Regions from separate parts of the Homo sapiens genome. Here region 1 is linked to region 2. A link is an interaction called in ENCODE POLR2A ChIA-PET data of the cell type or tissue named here. Cell type or tissue: CD4-positive, alpha-beta T cell. All regions are shown on one strand. Each heading gives the region's core, and the rest is flanking DNA. Links, peaks and the distances in the headings are about the cores only. Region 1 overlaps MFNG (MFNG O-fucosylpeptide 3-beta-N-acetylglucosaminyltransferase). Region 2 has its middle 12 kb from the start of LGALS2.

Region 1 (11,727 bases), core at 3,238-8,237, 120 kb after region 2:
GAATACTGTGGGGCTGGGTGATTGCTGCCACCTGAGCCCCAGAACCCTTCCCCACCTTCCCCTCCTGGGGCACCCTCTCCCTCCAGACACCTCCACTAGCCTGTGACTGAAGAGTCGACACCTGGCAAAACAGGGGGCTCTGTACCCGCCTCAGTTCCTGACCTGGATGGACACTGATTTGGGTTGCCAGATTCATTAAACAAATAAATGAAAAACCACTACATCCAGTTAAACTTGACTTTCTCATAAATAATGAGGAAATTTTTAGTATAAGTATGTCCCAAATATTGCATGGTTCTCTCCCTGTCCCCAGGACCCCCTGGGCATCAGGTGTTAGAGTGGTCCTGGCCCTAGGGCTCCCTTGGCTCCAGGAAGAAGGCAGATCGGGAGGTCCCTCTCTAGAGGCAGTGCCTGGTGCAGGAGCTGGGCACACAGCGGGGCTCAACCTCCCTTCCCAGGTCCCCATCTGCTTCATTAGGAAAACCAAGAGCAGAAAACACAGAGCCTTAATTATCAGTAGCTAATCAGCCTCTGAGCCTTAATTAAATTCTTCTGGGCCCTAGGGCTCTGTGTATGAGTGATTCCAGGGGAGCCAGGGGGTCCCCCAGGCTCTCACACCACTTCACTGCTGGCGACTCACCTCTGCCTAAGCAGTTTGCCTCTGGGGTGGAGAACTGCACGCTGGAGCCTGACTCCCTGGGTTTACACGGCAGCCCTGCCACCTCCTGGCTTTGTGACCTTGACTGAGGTCACCTCACCTCTCTGTGCCTCAGTTTCCTAATCTGTGAAATGGGTGATAACAGCCCCTACTCAAAGAGTGGTCGTGAACACAGAAGAAAGAATGAAATGAGGTCATCTCTCCAAGTCCTTGGAATGAGACCTGGCACGAAGTCAACACTAGAAAGTGTTAGTGATCTGAGGCCGGGCGCGGTGGCTCATATCTGTAATCCCAGCACTTTGGGAGGCCGAGGCAGGTGAATCACCTGAGGTCAGGAGTTTGAGACCAGCCTGGCCAACAAATAGTTAAACCCTGTCTCTACTAAAAAATACAAAAATTAGTTGGGCGTGGTGGCGCACGTCTGTAGTTCCAGCTATTTGGGAAGCTGAGGCTGGAGAATCGCTTGAACCTGGGAGGCGGAGGTTGCAGTGAGCAGAGATGGTGCCACTGCACTTGAGCCTGGGCAACAGAGCAAGACTCTGTCTCTTAAAAAAAAAAAAGTGTTAGTGATTTGTATTGGACACAGCCTGACCTTTGTTTCCCAGCCACATCTTTCCTATGCACACTCAGGCCCCGTCAACCTAGGCCCACCTCTGTGGCCCAGGAGAGCAGGTGCCATGTTCGGCAGCCCCTCCCAAGCCACATGGAGTGAGGTAGAGACCTTTCTCAGGGGAAAGGGGCATGGTGGCTGGGTGGGTAAAACAACACCTGTCCCCTTTAACTGGAATTCAGCTGGACTTGAGTCTGATCAGTGACCTCACCACTCATAATTAACTATGTGACTTCGGGCCTCTGTTTTCTTATCTATAGAATGGGTGCAATAATGCCAGGTTGTAGCAAGACTCTAGTGAGATTCAAAATAAAGGGCTTTTGAGCCATGCTGGTTGGGGGTGAAGGGTGGCCTGGCTGTCCCTTTTCCCCACAACTGCCACCAGGCTCACTCTGCCCCTTGGCCTTCCTCTCTCTCAGAGGCTGGTACAGTTCTGGTTTGCCACTGGGGGTGCTGGCTTCTGCATCAATCGCAAACTGGCTTTGAAGATGGCTCCGTGGGCCAGGTAAGCAGAGACCCAGGGGTGGGCAGGAAGGCGGGGAGGGGGTGGCAGCTGGGGTACAGGAGGGGCCTTTGCAGCAGGAAGGGCTTTGAGAGTGAGCTCAGGAGAAGCTGCTCCTCATTTGCGTGTGTCACAGAGCGGCAGTTGGTGGTGAACAAGCCACCTGCCACCTGCCCTCAGGGGCTGCACGGCTGAGCGCATGACGTGCCACTCACAGGCAAGTCATGTCATCTCCAAGAGCCCCAGTCCCCCCGTCGGCACATGGACCTGATAATGCAGTGGCCAATGGTGTAGTAAGGGTTAAATGAGAAAATGTCTGGGCTGGCCCTGGTAGGTGCTATTTACCGCCCTTTTCTGACTGGTCAATGCCGTAGGGGAGGTGAAGGCCAAATCTAAGGGTCTTCAGAGGAGGGAGAAGGGCCTTCTGGGTGAGGGAAGAAGGGAAGGCTTCCAGGAAGAGGTGGTATTTGAGCTGGGACAGTCCACTATACACTGGGCCATCTAAGGGAGATGATATTACTCCTAATAGCACAGTGGGTGTACATCCTGTGATATTATTCATAATATCATCTAAGGGAGATGATATTACTCCTAATATTATGAGGGGATCTCAGGGGTAGTGGAGGCCGCAGTGTGGGTGGGGGTGGGACACAGGTGTTCTAGAAGTGGCGAGGCCTGGCTTCTGGAGGTCTTTCCGGGCTATTATTATTATTAACAGCACCATCAGCAGCCACTCCCTTGTATTGAGGACTGACTCTGAGCCAGCTCTGTGCTCCATCAAGAGGATCACAACACCTGGGGGAGAAGGTGGCATTAGTCTTGTTTCTAGATCTCAGGCAACTGAGGCACTGAGATTAAGCCAGTCTGAGGTCAGCCAGGTTCAAGGTCACTCAGCTGCTGGGTTTGGCTCCAAGGTCTGCAAGCCTTGCTACTACCCAAGCCTGCCCTGCCTTGCCCTGGCTGGGAGGGGCGCCCCAGGCAATTCATACTGGACAAGAGCGGGCTCATTGTCCTGGGGCATGTCCACAGAACTGTGTGTGTACACATGACCAGGGTCATCCGTGTGCCTGGGGTGCCCCCACCCAGGCTTCTGCCCACCTCTAAATTACCTTTGTGTGAATTAGAAAAAGCCCTCTCCCTCCAACTCCTGCAGGTGCAGCTTGAGGGCATGCAGGCTGGGGAGGGGAGTGCAGGCTGGGGAGGGGAGTGCAGGCTGGGGAGGGGAGTACAGGCTGGATTTCCACACCCACTTGCCCCTTGGACAAGCATCCAGGGCAGCGGCATTAATGGGGTATACGCGGCCAGTTGAAGTCCATGCCTGGGACTCTGTTCCTGTCTCCCCTCAGCACTGGCTGACTCCAGCCCATCCTGCAAGACTCTGTTTAGGTGGCTCATGCCTGTAATCCCAGCACTTTGGGAGGCTGAGGTGGGTGACTCACTTGAGGTTAGGAGTTCAAGACCAGCCTGGCCAACGTGGTGAAACTCTGTCTCTACTAAAAATACAAAGATTAGCCGGGCATGGCAGCGGGTGCCTGTAGTCCCAGCTATTCAGGAGGCTGAGACAGGAGAATTGCTTAAACCCAGGAGGCGGAGATTGCAGTGAGCCGAGATTGCACCACTGCACTCCAGCCTGGGCAATGAAGGGAGACTCTGTCTCAAAAACAAACAAACAAACAAACAAACAAATGAACACACAAAAAAGCTGCCACCTCCTCTGGAAAGCCCGCCTGATTCTCCCTGTACCCCCAGGCAGCATGCTTCCCTCTGACTTAGCACCACTCTTTGAAAGACCTGCTCCCTGCTCTGTCTCCCGCCAGAATAGGGGCTGCTGTTGGGGGCAGGAAGCGTTTCTTTCTCATCTCTGTATCCTCAGCCCTAGCATGGTATCTGGCACCAGCAATGAATAAATGAGTGAATGAATGAATGACAAGACAGAGAGAGAAGGAAAGGCTACATTTATAAAGGGCATCACCTTCCCATTCCCTGTTTAATCCTCACGACAGCTCCACGAAGACACGGCCATTAGCATCCCCATTTCACAGAACAGGAGACTGAGGCTGAGGCTCCCCAAGGTTCCTGACTTGCTCAAGGTCATACAGTATGCAGGAGGCAGGTGCTCTGTTCTGCCAGCTTGTCCCAGTGGAGGGCCTTCATGGGGTGGCCCACGGCTCTGGGTGTGGAGGGCCTGGGCCAGCGTCTGCAGTCTGGCTCTGTCCCTCAGTGGCTCCCGTTTCATGGACACATCTGCTCTCATCCGGCTGCCTGATGACTGCACCATGGGCTATATCATTGAGTGCAAGCTGGGCGGCCGCCTGCAGCCCAGCCCCCTCTTTCACTCCCACCTGGAGACCCTGCAGCTGCTGAGGACTGCACAGCTCCCAGAACAGGTGAGCTGGCCTTGGGGGCAGGTGGCAAATGGGAAGGGGAACCAAAGGAACATGGGGTCCCCCCAACCCTCCCTCCTGGCGTTTGAAAGAAACCTGGAACTCCAGATTATGGGTCTTGGGTATTCCCTATTGATGGGGAAACTGAGGCCTAGGGTGGCAAAGGACACCCTAAGGGTACACAGGGACTCAACCCCTTCACCTCTAACCCTCAAGGATTAGCATTTGTGAAGCTGAAATTCTTTGATCTGGTCCTCAAATGCCGGGAAGGACCTGAACAAATGAGATGAGGTTGTCTTCAGGTTCCCACCACCCTGCTCTCCACCCATACCTCTACTCAGTCTTCCATCCTCCCCACATTCCTCCCGGGGAGCCCAGCTGGCTCTTCTAATTTTACCTGTTAGGAGCCCCTTCCTTCATCAAAACTCCCCTATCCATTGCTCAGTGCTGTTCCTGCCAACCCTGAGGTTACCGGGATGGAATGGGTCTTTGGGGGGACGCTCAGCATTATGTTAGGCTGGGGGAGGAGGGGGACCCCATCCCACCACCTGGCAGGTGATACAGGTCCAACTGGCTCTGCCTCGGAGAGGCTGCCCTCTGACACTGTAGATGGTCCTGGCTGGGAGCGTCCCCGGGATCTCCTGCCCAACAGTGTGACAGAAACTCAACGTGAACTGGCTAACCTGAAAAGGAAATTGTTGGCTCACATAACTGAGAAGCTCTCCCCCAAGTTGGCCCATCCTCAGGTGGGCTCAGCCCTCATGTTGGCAAGATGGCAGCCCCAGCTTTCCCCCCACTATCGGAGGAGAGCGCCTCCTTCCTTCAGATCCCCGGGCTGGCGTTCATTGATTTGATGACTGGGCTTGGGTCAGGTGACCCATCTCCTACCAGCACCTGGAGTTAGTGTTGATTGGCCAGGCCTGGAACTGGGGTGTGAGGTTGGTCCCATTAGGATGGCAGGGCCTGAAGCCAGGAAAGAGAGGCAGATTTGAGGCAGCCCAAACCAGGGCATCCTAATGGTTAGGGTATCCTGAGTACCCACAATGCCAGGCACCACACTGGGGTCCTTCCCTTCTTTTTTTTTTTGAGATAGAGTCTCGCTCTGTTGCCCAGGTTGGAGTACAATGGCACGATTTTGGCTCTCTGCAACCTCCACCTCCCGGGTTCAAGTGATTCTCCTGCCTCAGCCTCCTGAGTAGCTGGGACTACAGGCACCCACCACCATGCCTGGCTATTTTTAGTAGAGACAGGGTTTCACCATGTTGGCCAGGCTGGTCTCGAACTCCTGACCTCAAGTAATCCACCTGCCTCAGCCTTCCAAAGTGCTGGGATTACAGGCATGAGCCACCGCACCCAGCCACCCTTCTTTAACTCTCTGGTTCCTCACAGTAGTCACATGAGGTCAGTACTAACATTATCCCCATTCTATAGATGGGGAAAATGAGACCCAGCGAGCTGAACTGACCACGGCACACAGCTAATATGGGGCAGAGGGGCACTGGAACCCTAGCTGGGTGGTCCCTATGCCCACAGTCTTTAACCACTGTGCTCTACAGCCTCTGAGCTGAAATCATGATCCATGTCGTCACTGCCTGGTGGAGTAGGGGCTCCGGGTGAAGAGGGATGTGCCAAGGCCCTCCAGTGAGTCTCAGAAAACCTCCATTCTAGTCCAGGCTTGCAGCTTACTGGAAAGCTGCCTTTTCCTGTTGAGCCTCAGTTTCCAAATCTGTAGATGGGGGTATTGTTCCAGCTTCTCAGGGGAGCTCAACTCTTGAGGGAGCAAATGGGATTAAGGGCATGGCAGTGCTCTTCCAGCTGTGAAGTGCCTTGGGGCGTGGGGTGGGCTCCCACCACCAGCGGGGAATTTCAGGTTCCCGGGCAGCTTTCCCTGCAGCTTAAAACCCCTCCTCCACCTGTGCCAGGATGCTGCCCCCTTGTGGGGATCCCCAGTGTGATGCCCCAACACTCTTCTATCTCCCTGCCCAGGTCACCCTCAGCTACGGTGTCTTTGAGGGGAAACTCAACGTCATTAAGCTACAGGGCCCCTTCTCCCCGGAGGAGGACCCCTCCAGGTGGGTCTGGGGGCTGGAACCTTGGATGGGAGGAGTGGGGGCTGAGTCCAGGCATCCAAACATGGGGGAGCTGGGAGGGAGTGGAGTGGGACAGGCTTTGGTGGCTGACAGCACAGAGCTAGGAGTGGAGGGAGTGGATTTCAGTTTCTGACCCTGCCACTGGCTTGCTGTGTGACCTTGGGCAAGTGTCTTGCCCTCTCTGGGATTCGGTCTCCCATTAGTAACACCTGGAGGCTGGCCATGATGGATCTGAAGAGCTCTCCCAGCCCCAATCCTCTGGGGTTCTTTGGGAGTCCCTGGAAGGCTGAAATGCCTTCCCTGAGCACAGGCAACGCTCTCATGGTGGAACTTCAGGCTCTGGTGGGGGATTTTTATTTTATCTCTTTTGGACTCCTTGTTTCTTTGATACTCTTAAATGCTTCTTTTAGGCAGGTAAAGGGTTGGAATAACACCTTCCAGTTCTGCCCAGAACTGGCCACGGGGAGATGGGCCACCCAAATCCGCTCCTGACTGGTCTAGAGCAGTCTTGGAGCATAGCCTGTGATATGCAGCTTCCTTTCCACACACCAGCACCTGCCAGCTGTGGCTTTTTTTTTTTTTTTTTTTTTTTTTGAGATGGAGCCTCGCTCTGTTGCCCAGGCTGGAGTGCAGTGGTGCGATCTCGACTCACTGCAACCTCCGCCCCCCGGGTTCAAACAATTCTTCTGCCTCAGCCTCCCGAATAGCTGGGATTACAGGCGCCTGCCACCATGCCTGGCTAATTTTTGTGTTTTTAGTGGAGGCGGGGTTTCACCATGTTGGCCAGGCTGGTTTCGAACTCCTGACCTCAAGTGATCCGCCTGCCTTGACCTCCCAAAGTGCTAGGATTACAGGCATGAGCCGCTGCCCCCGGCCCAGCTATGGCTTGTGATTCTGGCCAGGGGTGGCGGGATGGGGGTGGAGAGGAGTTGGGGGAGGGGACACATGGACTCTGGGCCCATCAGTCCAACCCCAGAACTGATGCTTGACCCCTTCCCAGCATCTCTGCCAACTGATGGGCTGGCTTCACCTTGCATGCCTACAGCCATGGGGAGTTCCTCCCTCCTGTGGCAGTCTGTTCCATCTCTGGGCAGCTGGACTAGCCCCAACCCTTCTATTTGCATTTCTGCTCCTTGTAGTGACATGCAATGGGTCTGGGAACTGGGGAAGGAGCCCTGATTCTGCCTTTGGAGACTTAGCAGGGACTCAGGGAGGTAACGAGTAGAGGAGGGCATGAGGTGAACTCTGGGCCCACTTGAGTGACAGAGACTTGTCCAGAGGGAGTCCTGGGGGACGGGGAGTCTGGGACACTGTGTGTGTAGGGGATGAGGGTGAGTATGCCAGTATAGGTTGTTATGGGAGAGTAAGTCAGAGCCCTGATGTTGACTGGGGAGTAGGGGCTGGCCGGGGAAGGCTTCTGTGAGGAGGTAACGTGAAGGACCTGAAGGGCTAGCAGGAGTTCGCTAGGAGAAGAGCAGGTGGCAGATCACTCCCGCAGAGGGGACAGCATATGCAAAGGCCTGATAGCAGGAGACAGGCCTTGACCTGCTCAAGGTAGGAACGGGAGACTGTGTGACTGGAATGTGGAGAAGAGGAGGGAATGGTGTCAAATTTGGTTGGGGACGTGGCAGGGGCCTCTCCAAGGCCTTTGTAGGCTCTGTCTGGACGCTTGTGATGCTTGGAGGAACCAGGGCCCCTGGCCCTGACGTTCTGCAGTGCTGCCTGTCCTGGGGCAGAGGGCTCCCATGATGCTGAGGGCCCTTGCGGCCAAGGCTGCGTTGAACAAGTTGGATATTACAAGGAGATAGAATTTGGCTCGATATAGGAACAAAAATTCAAAATTCCAAGACGAACGAAGCTGCCTTCTAGTAGGATGAGCTCCCCGTCAGCAGTGTGTAAGCCGTAGCTATACTGACAAGAGGTTTAAGAATTGCTGTTAAATTTCCTCAAAGCTTGAAGATTCTAGAAGTCATAGATTACTGCCAAATGGGTCTGGAGCCACCTAGAGATTCAGATGCATGTGATCAGATGATTGGCCTCAGCTGAGGTCTCTTTATGGCTTCTCTGGCTTTTGAAGTTTCTCCAAACTAGCGGTTCTCAAGTGGGGGTGATTTGTCTCTTAGGGGACGTCTGGCAATGTCGGAGACATTTTTGATTCTTATGATTCAGGAAGATGCTACTGGAATCTTGTGGGTAGAGCCCAGGAATGCTGTTAAATATCTCGCAAGGCACAGGACAGCTCCACAACAAAGAATTCTCTGGCCCTAAGTGTTAGTGGTGTTGAGGTAGAGAAACCCTGCTCCAAACCGCCTCTGTGGCATGTGTGCACCTAGGAGAGTGGGCTGAGAGCAGAAGTGGGGGGTGACCATCCTGTCCTTTTCTGGTCTCTCTGCAGATTTCGCTCCCTCCATTGTCTGCTCTATCCAGATACACCCTGGTGTCCCCAGCTGGGTGCCCGATGAATCCTGAACTGCTGGGCAAAGGTTGGGCAGAGACTTCTGGGTGTGCCTTGGCTCCCAAGGTGGCACTGTGGGTCCCTGGCAAGTGTCTTGTGATAGGCAGTCCCTGGCAGGGCCTTCGGGTGGTTGGCAAGCCCAGGATCTGAGTGGCAATTGGCACTGAAGGCACCCCAGGCCCCTGGGAGGTGAGTTAGACAGCCCAGGGGACCAGGTGGACCAGGTGGTGGCCAGAGAGGCTCCAGGGGCTAGACTCCCTCAGGAGGCTGAATTGAAAAAGGGCAGGGGGCACTTGAGCTGGGCTGGGGCTCAGGGGTCCTAACCCTTTAGGCAGTGACATGGCCTCTGGGTGGGGTCTGGCCGTTGGCCCTGGCTAATGTCTCTCAGTCATTCCCCTGGGGCTCAAGCGCTGGGCCGCCCACTCCTGCCTCCCTCATCTGTGTCCCGAGTTCCTGAAGGGACATGGGTGGAATGATGGCAGAATCCAGGGTCTGCAGCACCTGCTGTTGTTGCCAACCAGTCTCCCAAAGCTCCTTGCTCCCCACCCCTTGCGAACAGGACCAGATTTTGTTTGGAGCCTCAGCATGCCGGGGCCCAGATGATGGAGCATAACGGGTCCCAGCCAATTGTGATGATCCTTTTTGCTCATTTCCCAGCCTTTCTTGCTGTTAGGGGCTACCATGGGACCAGCTCTGGCCAGAGGGAACTAAGCAAATCCAATAGAGATGTTTCTGGGGAAGGTTTTGCAGCCCACTCCCCATCTTCCTGCTATAAATGTGGGTGTGATGGCTGGATCTGGGGCAGCCACCTTGCTACCATGAAGGAAAGGCCAAGACAATCATCCACAGCTATTCCCTCCAGCATCTGGTTCTGTACAAAAATTAAATGCTTATTTGTTTAAGTCTCTCTTGGTCCAGTTTTCTGTTACATGCAGCCAAATTGTTCCTGACGGGGTATGGTCTTTATCTGTCTATCACAGTGGAGATGGTGATCACTTTTGGTGGTGTGATATGATGTGTGCAAAGACCATGTTACAGAGCCTGGCACAGAGAAAGGAAGGGCAGAGTGGCTGGTGACTGTTACTAGTGTGTTTGTGAGTCCTGGTGTGTGAGGCGGTACACAGGTGTATGTGTGTGTGTGGCATGTACCTTCTACATGTGTCTGTGCATAAACATGTCCATGTGTTTTTTTTTTTTTTTTTTTTTTTTTTTGAGACAGAGTCTCACTCTGTTACCAGGCTGGAGTGCAGTGGCGCAATCTTGGCTCACTGCAACCTCCGCCTGCAGGGTTCAAGCAGTTCTCCCAATTCTCCTGCCTCAGCCCCCTGAGTAGCTGGGATTACAGGTGTGCACCACCGCGCCCAGTTAATTTCTGTATTTTCAGTAGAGACAGGGTTTTACCATGTTGGCCAGGATGGTCTCGATCTCCTGACCTTGAGATCCGCCTGCCTCGGCCTCCCAATGTACTGGGATTACAGGCGTGAGCCACCGCGCCCGGCCTGTGGTGTGTGTTTTTGTGGCTGTGTCGCACATGTGTACATGATGTATACATGTGAGCCTGTGTGCTGTGAGGTGTGGAGTGGTTCCTCCTTTTCTCTGCCCCCAGGGCCTGGGTTGGGGGAGGTCAGAGAATCAGGGAAGGCGGAATGGAGACTCAGGGCTGAGGGACTTAGCCTCAGGTATCAGATAATGGTGCCAAAGGGCGATTTGACAGCCAAGGGCAGGAACTGAATAAATGCAAGTGCCCTTGGAATTTCCGATCCCAAGGAGGTGGATGGATGAATGAAAGTGATCATGGTGAAATTTCAGGCATGGTGGCACATAGGCAGGGGAGGGTTAGAGAGGGGAGGTCTGTGTCATGCCCAGTGATGCTTGGAGTTGGGGTCACAGTGGGGCTCTCAGATGGGGAAGGAGGAGGAGAGATCCCGAGGGCCAGAGGGGCCCTGATCCAGGGAGCCAGGGCTAGGGGCTCCACCCTTGAAGAATCAGAAACTGTCTTCTGGCTACATCTGTGCTGGGGACATCTGGAACCACTGAGCACCTGAAGCCAGCCCCTTTGTTTTCCAGGGAGGAGAGGTCCAGAGAGGGACTGCCACATGCTGTGGTCACACAGTGAGTTGGGTGCAACTGGCCACTTGTGCTTCTCCAAAGCCCCGCTTCTTTCTGGGCTGGCCCAGGGCTGGGTTTATGGGATGCCAGTCGAGTGAGGGCAGCCCCCGGCCCTGCAGCCCCGTGGGGCTGGAATGGTGCCATCCACAGTCGCCGTCCTCCCCACCCCACCCAGGGAAGGCTGCTCATCGGCCCGCATTTAGACGCGGCAGCAGATTTTCGTGTTGCTCCCAGATCCTGAGGGTCGGGTGGAGGGAACAGGACTCGGGCCATCTGCTGCCTCCATTGTCCCAGAATAGCTGGGGGTAGGGAGGGGGAGCAGAGTCAGCAAGGATCAGAATTGGGATGAAGGAAGGAGGGAGTCTGAGTTTAACCCTTTGCGTGTCTGCCTGGGAAGTTAGGAAGCTCCCTGTGCCCTGTGCTGAAGTGACCCATCTGGACCCCAGAGGCAGGGGCTGAGTGTGGGGTGGGGTAGCAAGGTTAGACCACCTAGTCTTGGCCTTGCCATGCCCCTTGGGCACATAGCTGCCGCTGAGCTTCCTCCCGTTTAGCCTGAGCTCTGCCTGCCCATTTTAGGGTGCATGTGGATGAGATACTTTGAGGACCATGAGTGGTCACTGATCCTTCGGCTAGGTGGCTGAGGGTAGGCCCCCATGATAACAGGGACAGAGAGTGACTCCAGAACAGGAGCCCTGGCCTGGGGCAGACACCAGAAGGAGCCTGGAGATCTCCTATAGGGGTCTATGGCTCCCTCAACCAGCCCCTATCCCCAGCAAGGAGTGTGCAGGGGCCCAAGGTAGGTCTCCTCTCCTCCCAGCAACCTTTTTCTTTTTTGAGACAGTCTCACTCTGCCACCGAGGCTGGAGTGCAGTGGCATGATCTTGGCTCACTGCGACTTCCGCCTCCTGGGTTCAAGTGA
Region 2 (11,727 bases), core at 2,549-7,548:
CCTCAGCCTCCCCACTAGCTGGGACTATAGGCATGCACCACCATGGCCAGCTTATATTTTCTTTTTTTTGAGATAGAGTCTCACTCTGTCGCCCAGGCTGGAGTGCAGTGGCATGACCTTGGCTCACTACAACCTCTGTCTCCTGGGTTCAAGCGATTCTGCCTCAGCCTCCCGAGTAGCTGGGATTACAGGTGCCTGCCACTACGCCTGGATAATTTTTGTATTTTTAGTAGAGACGGGATTTCACCACGTTGGCTGGTCTCAAACCCCCGACCTCAGGTGATCCGCCTGCCTCAGCCTCCCAAATTGCTAGGATTACAGGCGTGAACCACCGCGCCCAGCCTCCAGATTATATTTTCTATAAAGGGAAAGACAAGTCAGCTTTCTGGCATGGTTGATCAAAAAATGTTTTTTACTTTTTTATTTTAGGAAAGTTTTTCTCAGTGTCATATTGTGTTGTTGGTAATGTGTTACATGCTGAGACACAGCTCGTGTGTCATGCCGTGTAAATCACGAGGTGTAGAAACATTTGCTGTTTGCAGTACTGCTTCAGGTTTGTGCTCTGCAAAAGCATTCTGATCAATTCGACTGCATATGCTTTCTAACAAAAAACCAAATCTTGCGTGGTACACTTGTAATTACATATGCAACGTTATTAACTATGTTCGCAATAGGCAGGAGTTCTATTCTAACCAAGTATCAATGGGAACTGAATCATCCATTTATAATTTAATGCATCTGATAATTGGAAGAATTTTCTACAGACTAGCTTCTGCTTCCCTACAATGCAGACCTTGTTTCTCCTCCCAGGACCACATTCTTCCCATGTCGGGCATCTAGGATGTATACCGTGGTCATAGAGTGACCCCTGTCCCTGCACCTTTAGGTCAGGATGCCAGATGTGTCAGGGGGGTTCCAGGAGTATTTCTGGAAGCCATTCCTACACTAGGGCCACTGGCAATCACGTAACTAGTCACAGAAGTGACTGTGAACCTTATAACTATAACCCACTGATTTCAATTTTTTTTTTTTTGAGGCGGAGTCTCATTCTGTTGCCCAGGCTGGAGTGCAGTGGCGTGATCTCGGCTCACTGCAACCTCTACCTCCTGGGTTCCAGTGATTCTCCTGCCTCAGCCTCTTGAGTAGCTGGGATTACAGGTGCCCATCATCATGCCCGGCTAATTTTTACTTATTTATTTATTTATTTATTTTTAGACGGACTCTCGCTCTGTCGCCTAGGCTGGAGTGCAGTGGCACGATCTCGGCTCACTGCAAGCTCCGCCTCTCGGGTTCAAGTGAGTCCCCTGCCTCAGGCTCCCAGGTAGCTGGGACTACAGGCGTGCGCCACCACGCCCAGCTAATTTTTTGTATTTTAGTAGAGATGGGGTTTCATCATGTTGGCCAGGATGGTCTCGATATGACCGCGTGATCTGCCCACCTCGGTCTCCCAAAGTGCCGGGATTACAGGTGTGAGCCACCGCGCCTGGCCTGTTTTTTGTGTTTTTTTTTTTGGTATTTTTAGTAGAGACAGGGTTTTACTATATGTTAGGCAGGCTGGTCTCGAAATCCTGATCTCAAGTGATCCACCCACCTCAGCCTCCCAAAGTGCTGAGATTACAGGTGTGAGCCACCATGCCTGGCAAACTTTAAATTAAGTGTATGTCCAACTTACCCATTAGTGGGGTCTCAAAAACGCTTATGGCCACCTCAGTATCCCCTTCCCCAGGGGAAGTGTGACAGAGAGCAAGTCAGTGGAAAGAGATAGCAGCAGCCCTGATTGTGACTTAAAACTCTTACTTTTGGGCCAGTCATGGTGGCTCACGCCTGTAATCCCAGCACTTTGGGAGGCCGAGGTGAGCGGATCACTGAGGTCACGACTTCGAGACCAGCCTGACCAACATGGAGAAACCCCATCTCTACTAAAAATGCAAAAAATTAGCCAGGCATGGTGGCGCGTGCCTGTAATCCCAGCTACTTGGGAGGCTGAGGCAGGAGAATCGCTTGAACCTGGGAGGTGGAGGTTGCAGTGAGAGAGATCATGACCTTGCAGTCCAGCCGGGCAACAAGAGTGAAGCTCCATCTCAAACACAAACAAACAAACAAAAAAACCTCTTACTTTTGCAAACTGTTCAACACATGAACACTTGCTAAGGTCTCTCCCAAGACAAGGGAGGAGCCCTGGAATTTAAGGTCTATTAGCGTCATGGAAAATCCATCTCTGACTAGGCCGGACGCCGTGGCTCACACCTGTAATCCCAGCACTTCGGGAGGCCGAGGTGGCCGGATCACCTGAGGTCAGGAGTTCGAGACCAGCCTGACCAACATGGGGAAACCGCATCTCTACTAAAAATACAAAATTAGCTGGGCGTGGTGGCGTGTGCTTGCAGTTCCAGCTACTCGGGAGGCTGAGGCAGGAGAATCCACTGAACCCGGGAGGCAGAGGTAGCAGTGAGCCGAGATTGTGACCCTGCACTCCAGCCCGGGCAACAAGAGTGAAATTCCGTCTCAAGAAGTAAAAAACAAAAACAAAAAACTCCATCTCTGACTCACACACACACACACGCACACGCGTGCACACACACGCACACATAATCAAGTTTCACACGGCAATACTTACCCTACGTGCCAGGCATACTGATATCTTCTGTTCTGTTCTCTTTGGCAGCCTACAGTTAGAAGGTGCTGGTCCAAGTCTCATTTGAGTCCAGAGTGGATTAGTGGCTTGCTGAAAGTCACAGAACCAGTAGCCCCAGAGCTTTGTCACCTGCCTCCCAGCCTGTGGGCCTTTTCTCTGCCCTCACGAAACGCCTTTTCCCTTTGGGCTGCCTTTTGCTGTGGGTCTCTTTTTCTGCTGGGAAAGGGCTGGATTGGGTCAGGGGCCATTTCTACTTGCTTCTCTGTATATCCATGGGCCCTACTCACAGAGGTTCAGGAGATGGTGGTTGAATGAATGGAATGAATGCAAACAAACACTTGGCCTTTATCCAGTTCATATCCATCACTTTTTCACTGACCTCCAGACCTGAACCCACAATTCACCTTCAGGTGACAACTCAGGAACCCCACAGCGCCACCGTGAACGGTTGGGCAGGTTGCGCACTGCACATAGCACCTGGCTAAGCATTCAACCAGACATCCAGCTCACCTCCATCTGCCAAACCCCTCATCCTGGGGTGGGTTATACCTTTTCCTAATTTGCACAAAAGCACTGATGGGTTAGCGTCAACCCTGCCCTCAGACCTGGGTTCTTACTTCCTGGGCAACTTGGGGCAAATTACCTAACCTCTCTAAGTTTGCTCCTCTGTAAAATGGAGACTGTAATACCTACTTCAAGGGTTGGCATGTGGTTAAAGTGATAGCATATGCACAAAGTCAGCGCTCAGTTGTCCCCTAGAAATCATGACACGCTTGCACAAAGGGCCACGTTCACAGAGGATCATGCAGGTTTGCTCGTAAAAGTCAAAGACTAGAAACAACCTAAATGTCCACCAGTAGGTGACTGGCTGAAAATGTCGAAGGTGGAATACATCCCAGCCTTTAGAAAGAGAAAAGTGTTGGCCAGGCACGGTGGCTCATGCCTGTAATCCCAGCACTTTGGGAGGCCGAGGCAGGCGGATCATGAGGTCAGGAGATTGAGACCATCCTGTCTAACATGGTGAAACCCCGTCTCTACTAAAAATACAAAAAATTAGCTGGGCGTGGTGGCGGGCGCCTGTAGTCCCAGCTACTCGGGAGGCTGAGGCAGGAGAATGGTGTGAACCCGGGAGGCAGGGCTTGCAGTGAGCCAAGATTGCGCCGCTGCACTCCAGCCTGGGCGACAGAGCGAGACTCTGCTCAAAAAAAAAAAAAGAGAAATGTGTTTCACTGAGATGGAACAATTTCCAAGATATGCTGTTAAGGGAATAAAACCAAAGTACAGAACAGCCAGTATAGGCCAGGCATGGTGGCTCATGCCTGTAACCCTAGCACTTTGGGAGGCCAAGGCAGGAGGATCGCTTAAGCCCAGGGGTTCAAGACTAGCCTGGGCAACATGGCGATACCATGTCTCTACAAAAAATATAAAAATTAGCCGGATGTGGTGGCATGTACCTGTAGTCCCAACTACCTGGGGGGCTGAGGCAGGAGGATCATTTGAGCCTAAGGGGTTGAGGCTGCAGGGAGCCATGTTTGAGTCACTGCCACTGCTCTCCAGCCTGGGTGACAGAGTGAGATCCTGTCTGAGAAAAAAAAAAAAAGGGCCAGGCGCGGTGGCTCACACCTGCAATCCCAGCACTTTGAGAGGCCGAGGTGGGCGGATCATGAGGTCAGGAGATTGAGACCGTCCTGGCTAACATGGCGAAACCCTGTCTCTACTAAAAATACAAAAAATTAGCCGGCGGTGGTGGCACGCGCCTGTAGTCCTAGCTACTTGGGAGGCTGAGGCAGGAGAATTGTTTGAACCCGGGAGGCAGAGGTTGCAGTGAGCCGAGATCACACCACTGCACTCCAGCCTGGGTGACAGAGACTCCATCTCCAAAAAAAAAAAAAAAAAAAAAAAGACGCAGTCAGTGTCTGGCATGTTTTCATCTGCGTAGCACATAGAATATCCCTGGAAACAAGCATGAGAGAGATATTGGCTGTGGGGATTGAGAAAAGAGGGAGACTTGCTTTTCCCTGTAAAGCCCTTTTGAGCTGTGTGAAGTGTTTTAATCACATGCTTGTCTTAATTGTCATATTTTTAAGTAGAGGTTTAGCAATTGAAAAGCTGTTTTTCTTCCTAATTTATATTGTTCTCTTAGTGGCCAGCAGGGGGAGGTAAATGCTTTCTCTCTTCAAACATCTAAACCACCCCGTTGACAACCACCCTTCTTGAGACAGGAGAATGGCTTGAACCGGGAGGCGGAAGTTGCAGTGAGCTGAGATTGCACCACTGCACTCCAGCTCGGGTGATAGAGCAAGACTCCGTCCGGGGCGGGGAGCGCCTGGCCAATTTTAACCATCTTTAAATGTAGGATTCTGTGGCATTTATTACATTTATAACATTGTGCAACCATCACCACTATCTAGTCCCAAAACTTTTTTTATCACCCCAAACAGAAGCTCTATACCCATTAAACAGTAACTCCACTATTCTCCCATCCCCTCAGCCCCTGATAGCTTCTAATCTACTTTCTGTCTCTATAAATTGTCTATTGCAAATATTTCATATGAGTAGAATCATACAATATTTGTCCTTTTGTGTTTGGCTTCTTTCATTGAACATAATGTTTTCAAGTTTCATCCATGCTGTAGCATGCAGCATGTATCAGCACTTCATCCTTTTTCATAGCTAAATAATATTCCATTGTCTGCTGGGCACGGTGGCTCATGCTGTAGCAGGACGAGCCACAGACAAAACTCCTCAGACACCGAGTTAAAGAAGGCAGTGGTTTATTCGGCCAGGAGCATCAGGCAAGACTCCTGTCTGAAGAGCCGAGCTCCCTGAGTGAGCGATTCGTTTCCCTTTTAAGGGCTCACAACTCTAAGTGGGTCCGCATGAGAGAGTCGTGATGGATTGAGCAAGCAGAGGGTATGTGACTGGGGGCTGCATGCATCGATAATCAGAACGAAACAGAACAGGACAGGGATTTTTACAATGCCTTTCCATACAATGTCTGGAATCTATAGATAACATAACCAGTTAGGTCAGGGGTCGATCTTTAACTACCAGGCTTAGGTCAGGCAGGCCCAGGCCTGGTTTCAGGTCTGGTTCCTTGCTTTCGGGTCTGGTTCCTAGGCGCCAGGCTACCTGCCTTTAGTTTTGCTTCTCTTTCCTTTTCTGAGTATAAGACAATATAACACAATATGAGAGGATCTGTCTCTCTTCTCTCAATGCCTGTAATCCCAGCACTTTGCGAGGCTGATGTGGGTGGATCACAACGTCAGGAGTTCAAGACCTGCCTGGCCAAGATGATGAAACCCCGTCTCTACTAAAAATACAAAAATTAGCTGGGCATGGTGGCGGGTGTCTGTAATCCCAGCCACTTGGGTGGCTGAGGAAGAGAATTGCTTGAATCCGGGAGGCGGAGGTGGCAGTGAGCCGAGATCATGCCACTACACTCCAGCCTGGAAGACAGAGCAAGACTCCCTCTCAAAAAAAAAAAAAAATTCCACTGTTTGTATATACCACATTTTGTTTATCTATTCATCTTTTTTTTTTTTTTTTTTTGAGACAAGGTCTTTCTCTGTTGCCCAGGCTAGGGTGCGGTGGTGCAATCACAGCTCGCAGCCTTGGCCTCTGAAGCTTAAATGATTCTCCCACCTCAGCCTCTCAAGTAGCTGGAACTACAGGTGTGTGCCACCATACCTGGCTAATTAAAAAAAAATTTTTTTTTTGTAGAGATGAGGTCTCACTATGTTGCCCAGGCTGGTCTCGAACTCCTGCCTCAATCAGTCCTCCTGCCTCAGCCTCCCAAAATGTTGGGATTACAGGCATGAGCCACCATGCCCAGCTCCTTTCTTTCTTTCTTTTCTTTTTTTTTTTGAGACAGAGTCTTGCTCTGTGGCCCAGGCTGGAGTGCAGTGGCGTGATCTCGGCTCACTGCAACCTCTGCCTCCCAGGTTCATGCCATTCTTCTGCCTCAGCCTCCCGAGTAGCTGGGACTACAGGCGCCCGCAACCACGCCCGGCTAATTTTTTGTATTTTTTAGTAGAGACAGGGTTTCACTGTGTTAGCCAGGATGGTCTTGATCTCCTGACCTCGTGATCCTCCTGCCTCAGCCTCCCAAAGTGCTAGGATTACAGGCATAAGCCACCGCGCCGGGCCGTTAGCTCCTTTCATCTGTTGGTAGATGCTTGGGTATTTCCACCTTTGGTCTGATGAATAATGTTGCTATGAACATTGGTTTACAAATATTAGTTTGAGTTCCTGCTTTCGATTCCTTTGGGTATGTGCATACTTGGGAGTAGAATTGCTAGATCATAGGGTAATTCCATGTTTAGCTTTTTGAGGAACTGCCAAACTATTTATCATAGCAGCTGCAACATTTTACATTCCCACTAGCAACATATTATACAAGAATTGAAACTGTTTTGTTTTTTTTTTTTTGAGAAGGAGTCTTGCTTTGTCTCCTAGGCTGGATGGAGTGCAGTGGTGCCATCTTGGCTCACTGCAACCTCTACCTCCTGGGTTCAAATGATTCTTGTGCCTCAGCCTCCTGAGTAGCTGGGATTACAGGCATGAGCCACCATGCCCGGTTAATTTTTGTATTTTTAGTAGAGATGGGGTTTCACCATGTTGGCAGAGCTGATCTTGAACTCCTAACCTCAGGTAATCCACCACCCTTGGCCTCCCAAAGTGCTGGGATTACAGGTGTGAGGCATCGCGCCTGGCCAAGAATCGAAACCTTAATTTATAAAACCAAACAAGTGCCAGTTGCCTGCTAGGAAATGGACAGACTGGTGCAGCAGTGGTGAGGTCTCTTTACCTCTTTGCAAAATTGGCTCCTGTGCTGGGCTGAGGATGTGGAGTGTGAAGGCCAGAGAGGGAAGGGCTGGAGGACTCTAGGATTCTGCAGGGAACAAAGGTGGGCCAGTGAAATCCCCAGCTTGGGAGGTGGCTGGTAGGGGCAGGAGGAGCTGGCCGAGGGGGAAACTGAAACCCAGAGATCCTTAGACATTGAGCTGGAGGTCATCATACCCAACCCCTTTTGCTCCTGCTGGGGGAACAAGGGTTGGGGCTGTCACGCGTACAGAGGAGAGAATGGAGCAGAGAATGCCTGCTCCAGGAAGGTCCCAGATAAGCACCTAATTAGCAAACTAAGATGCAGGCGAGAGACCTCGCAATGGCCCAATGTATGCAGAGTGCTGAGCAAATGCCAGCCAATTAGCTATTAAATACAGAATAATAATAGTTGAGTACCTACTATGTGCCATATTCTGTATGCCAAGCCCATTACATACATTCTCTAGGAAGCTGAGGCTACCTGGCCTGCCCAAGGTCACACAGCCAGTAAGAGGCAGCGAGGACTTGAGGCCAATGCCATTCCATGAAGGTGCCGGAGCAGGCAGCAGCTCTGGACACCCAGCCACAGTCTCATCTGCTCTCCTGCAGCCCATGGTCTCCCCAGGGGCTCTGGGAATTAGGGGAGAATTCATGACCGCTCTGGTTGGTGGGTCTCGGGGGTTGTGAACTTGACCTGCAAGGGTATTACGGCACCTAGGTCCTGCTCCCATCCTAAAAATAAAGGGTCAGCTTCTGAAATGGACATTTCCCTGAAGGCCTGTACCTGTTGATTTTGGCCTTCAGGAAAATGTCCATTTAAACCAAGCTGCTTCTGGAATCCTTTGGATTCTGATTCTGGGAGATGAGGCCCTGGGGGCTCATAGGTGTTTCCCCTTGAGGAAGGAGGCTTGTATATGTACGGGGTGCTGCGGGGAGGCAGCCCAGATGGTCCTGAGACTGCAATCATCAGAAAAGCAGTGATGGCAGCAGAATCTGTGTGGCCCAGGGCAGAGCTGGGGCCAACTGTGAGAGGAAGGGGATTGCCCCCAGGGACAGACTTCAGTAAGAGTGGGGGTTTCCAGTGGCCATAGGTGCTCAGGGTGGATCAGAAGCCTTGGGAGTGGGTGTGCTCCTGCGACTAGGGCTGCACTTGGCGGGGGACCTCCTTTGGTTGTTTACCACATTAGAGATGGATAAATGCTCCTCTCCCTGCTTGGCAAACACAAAGATTGAGGCGGATATAGTCCTGTCCTTGGCAGATATAATCCTGCCAGAAGCTGGGGGTGGGGTGGGAATGCTGGGGTGAGCAGCGTTGCTTCATTGCTTCTGTTGTTTTAGCCTCTCCTCACCATCCCCAGGTACCCGCCCGCATGGACAGCTGTGACTGGGTGATTAAGATGCAGAAGGCTCAGGTCAGGCGCTGTGGCTCACGCCTGTAATCCCAGCACCTTGGGAAGCCAAGGCAGGCAGATCACCTGCGGTCAGGAGTTCAGGAAAAGCCTGGCCAACATGGTGAAACCTCGTCTCTACTACAAATACAAAAATTAGTCGGGCGTGATGGCGGGTGCCTATAATCCCAGCTACTTGGGAGGCTGAAGCAGGAGAATCACTTGAACCTGGAAGGTGGAGGTCACAGTGAGCCGAGATTGCACCACTGCAGTCCAGCCTGGGCAACAGAGCGAGACTCTGTCTCAAAAAAAAAAAAAGGCTCCACTATCCATGGAAAGACTGTGTGGCCTGGGCCAGGGAGAAGGAACTGCACTCAGGACTCAGGTCACCTGTCTCTGAGGAAGAGCACTCAAGGACCACCCAAGTCACAGAAGCAGCTTGGTTTATATCTTCAATTTCTAAAGACACAGAGATGGAAAATCTTCTTGCCACTTATAAGAAGGTGGACACAGAACCTGATGATCTTTTCTGTAAATCCACCCAGCACCACACGTGCATAAGTTGGCGTGGCCCTGAGACGGAGGCTTCCTGGTTCAAAAGGCTGGGATGATAAGCCAGGGAGGGGGCAGGAGGGATGGAGGGAGGGGCCGTGCTGCACCAGATTGGGGCCCTGAAGATACCCACCCTTTGGGGCTCTATGATGAGCAATTCCTCCTGCTGATCCACCATCCATGCACCCACCCCTCCCTCCACCTCCTCACCCATCCACCCACTTAACCATGCATCTTTTTTCTTTTTTCTTTTTCTTTTCTTTTTTTTGAGATGCAGTCTCACTCTATTGCCCAGGCTGGAGTGCAATGGCCCGATCTCGGCTCACTGCAGCCTCTGCCTCCCAGGTTCAAGTGATTCTCCTGCCTCAGCCTCCCGAGTAGCTGGGATTACAGGTGCGCACCACCACGCCCAGCTAATTTTTGTATTTTTAGTAGAGACGGGGTTTCTCTGTGTTGGCCAGGCTGGTCTCGAGCTCCTGACCTCAGGTAAGCCACCCACCTCAACCTCCCAAAGTGCTGGGATTACAGGTGTGGGCCACCACGCCAGGCCTCTTTTTTCTCCTTTTTTGAGGCAGAGTTTCACTCTGTCACCCAGGCTGGAGTACAGTGGCACAATCTCGGCTCACTGCAACCTCCTGGATTCAAGCAATTCTCCTTTCTCAGCTTCCAGAGTAGCTGGGCTTACAGGTGTGTGCCACCACGCTTGGCTAATTTTTGTATTTTTAGTAGAGACAGGATTTCACCATGTTGGCCAGGCTGGTCTCGAACTCCTGAGCTCCCTCTCCCTGACTCCCCTCTCCCTCCACACCAGTTGCAAGTCTGAGCCTCTGGACTTCAAGTTGGGGATCCCACGACCCCTCTTTGGGTTCAGTTAATTTGTTAGAGTGGCTCACAGAAGTCAGGGAAACATTTGTGTGTACTGGTCTATTATAAAGGATGTTATAAAACATACAGATGAAGAGATGTTTAGGGCGGGTTATGGGGAAGAGATGCAGAGCTTCCCCTCCCACCTGGGAGCACCATCCTTCAGGACAGCCATGTGTTCAGCTATCTCAGAAGCTGCCCAAACCCAATCCCCTGGGGCCTTTTATGGGGACTTTATTATGCCGGCATGATTGACCTCTGTGTAGAACTGTGAATGGGCAAAAAGGATCTGATCTAATATTACTAGACGAAGTGTGGAACCCCCGCAAGGCCCGTCTGTTCAGATTCTTCTTGGCCTCTCTGTGCAGCATTTCTTACTCCAAGGGATGGAGCAGGACCCCTTCTGAAATGAGGGTCTTATGACAAGGTAGGTCAGGGAATTTCTTTTTTTTTTTTTTTTTTTTTTTTGAGATGGAGTTTTGCTCTTGTTGCCCAGGCTGGAGTGCAATGGTGCGATCTCGGCTCACTGCAATCTCTGCCTCCTGGGTTCCAGAAATTCTCCTGCCTCAGCTTCCCGAGCAGCTGGGATTACAAGCATGCACCACTACGCCTGGCTAATTTTATATTTTTAGTAGAGATGGGGTTTCTCCTTGTTGGTCAGGCTGGTTTCGAACTCCCAACCTCAGGTGATCCGCCTGCCTCGGCCTCCCAAAGTGCTGGGATTACAGGCGTGAGCCAACGCGCCCTGCCAGGGAATTTCTTTACGGAAGAATTTCTGTGTTTTTTTTTTTTTTTTGAGATGGAGTCTCATTCTTGTCACCCAGGCTGGAGTGCAATGGCGTGATCTTGGCTCGCTGCAGCCTCCCAGGTTCAAGCGATTCTCCTGCCTCAGCCTCCTGAGTAGCTGGGATTACAGGTGCGCATCACCGCGCCCTGCTAATTATTTTGTATTTTTAGTAAAGACAGGGTTTCGCCATGTTGGCCAGGCTGGTCTCGAACTCCTGACCTCAAGTGATTCGCCCGCCTCAACCTCCCAAAGTGCTGGGACTACAGGTGTGAGCCACTGTGCCTGGCCAGAATTTCTGTTCTAAGAAAGAAAGGCAGGGGGAGATTCCTACCTTGAGGAGAGAAAGGAGCAGGTGAAGGAAGGACAGCCAAAGGTCAGAGATTGATTCTGTTTTCTGAGGCCTGTTCCTGAGGCCTAAAGCACCCCAACATTATAACAAAAGACTAACAAATGCTGTGAGAGTTATGAGTTAGAAACCATGGGCAAAACCTATTTTATGTAATAATAGTATCACAGCACCCATCCATCCATCCGATTGTCCATCCATCCCTCTTTTGAGTTAAAACTGACATGATAAGGAGCTCAATCCAGCCAAGAGCTGAGGAAGAATTCCAGGTGGAAGGAACAGCAAGGACATAAGGCATGAGACTAGAATGAGCCTGGTGAATTCAAGG

The links. Peaks named below come from ENCODE experiments on the same cell type or tissue, not always from the same donor. Only the 100,000 strongest peaks of a DNase experiment are listed, where the experiment ranks them.
Region 1: POLR2A ChIA-PET joins it to region 2 with 6 read pairs; 12 of 35 experiments call an interaction of 5 or more read pairs at or near these places.

Annotation. Positions count from the first base shown.
Region 1 is chr22:37,466,942-37,478,668 of GRCh38, reverse strand. It overlaps MFNG (MFNG O-fucosylpeptide 3-beta-N-acetylglucosaminyltransferase), which reads left to right. Exons shown (of 8, transcript NM_002405.4): 5 at 1,688-1,773; 6 at 3,992-4,157; 7 at 6,141-6,226; 8 at 8,640-9,606. The coding sequence ends at 8,706. Among named protein-coding and RNA genes, the nearest start is that of MFNG, 14 kb to the left of the region's middle. RefSeq lists enhancers at 8,925-9,426, 11,082-11,695. In CD4-positive, alpha-beta T cell, for the core only: CTCF peaks have their summits at 5,905 and 6,109 (motif pointing left); a DNase peak (open chromatin) is centred at 6,078.
Region 2 is chr22:37,585,783-37,597,509 of GRCh38, reverse strand. No RefSeq gene overlaps it. Among named protein-coding and RNA genes, the nearest start is that of LGALS2, 12 kb to the right of the region's middle. RefSeq lists an enhancer at 6,713-6,792. In CD4-positive, alpha-beta T cell, for the core only: a CTCF peak has its summit at 4,775 (motif pointing right); DNase peaks (open chromatin) are centred at 4,839 and 6,866; H3K4me3 peaks cover 457 bases; H3K27ac peaks cover 355 bases.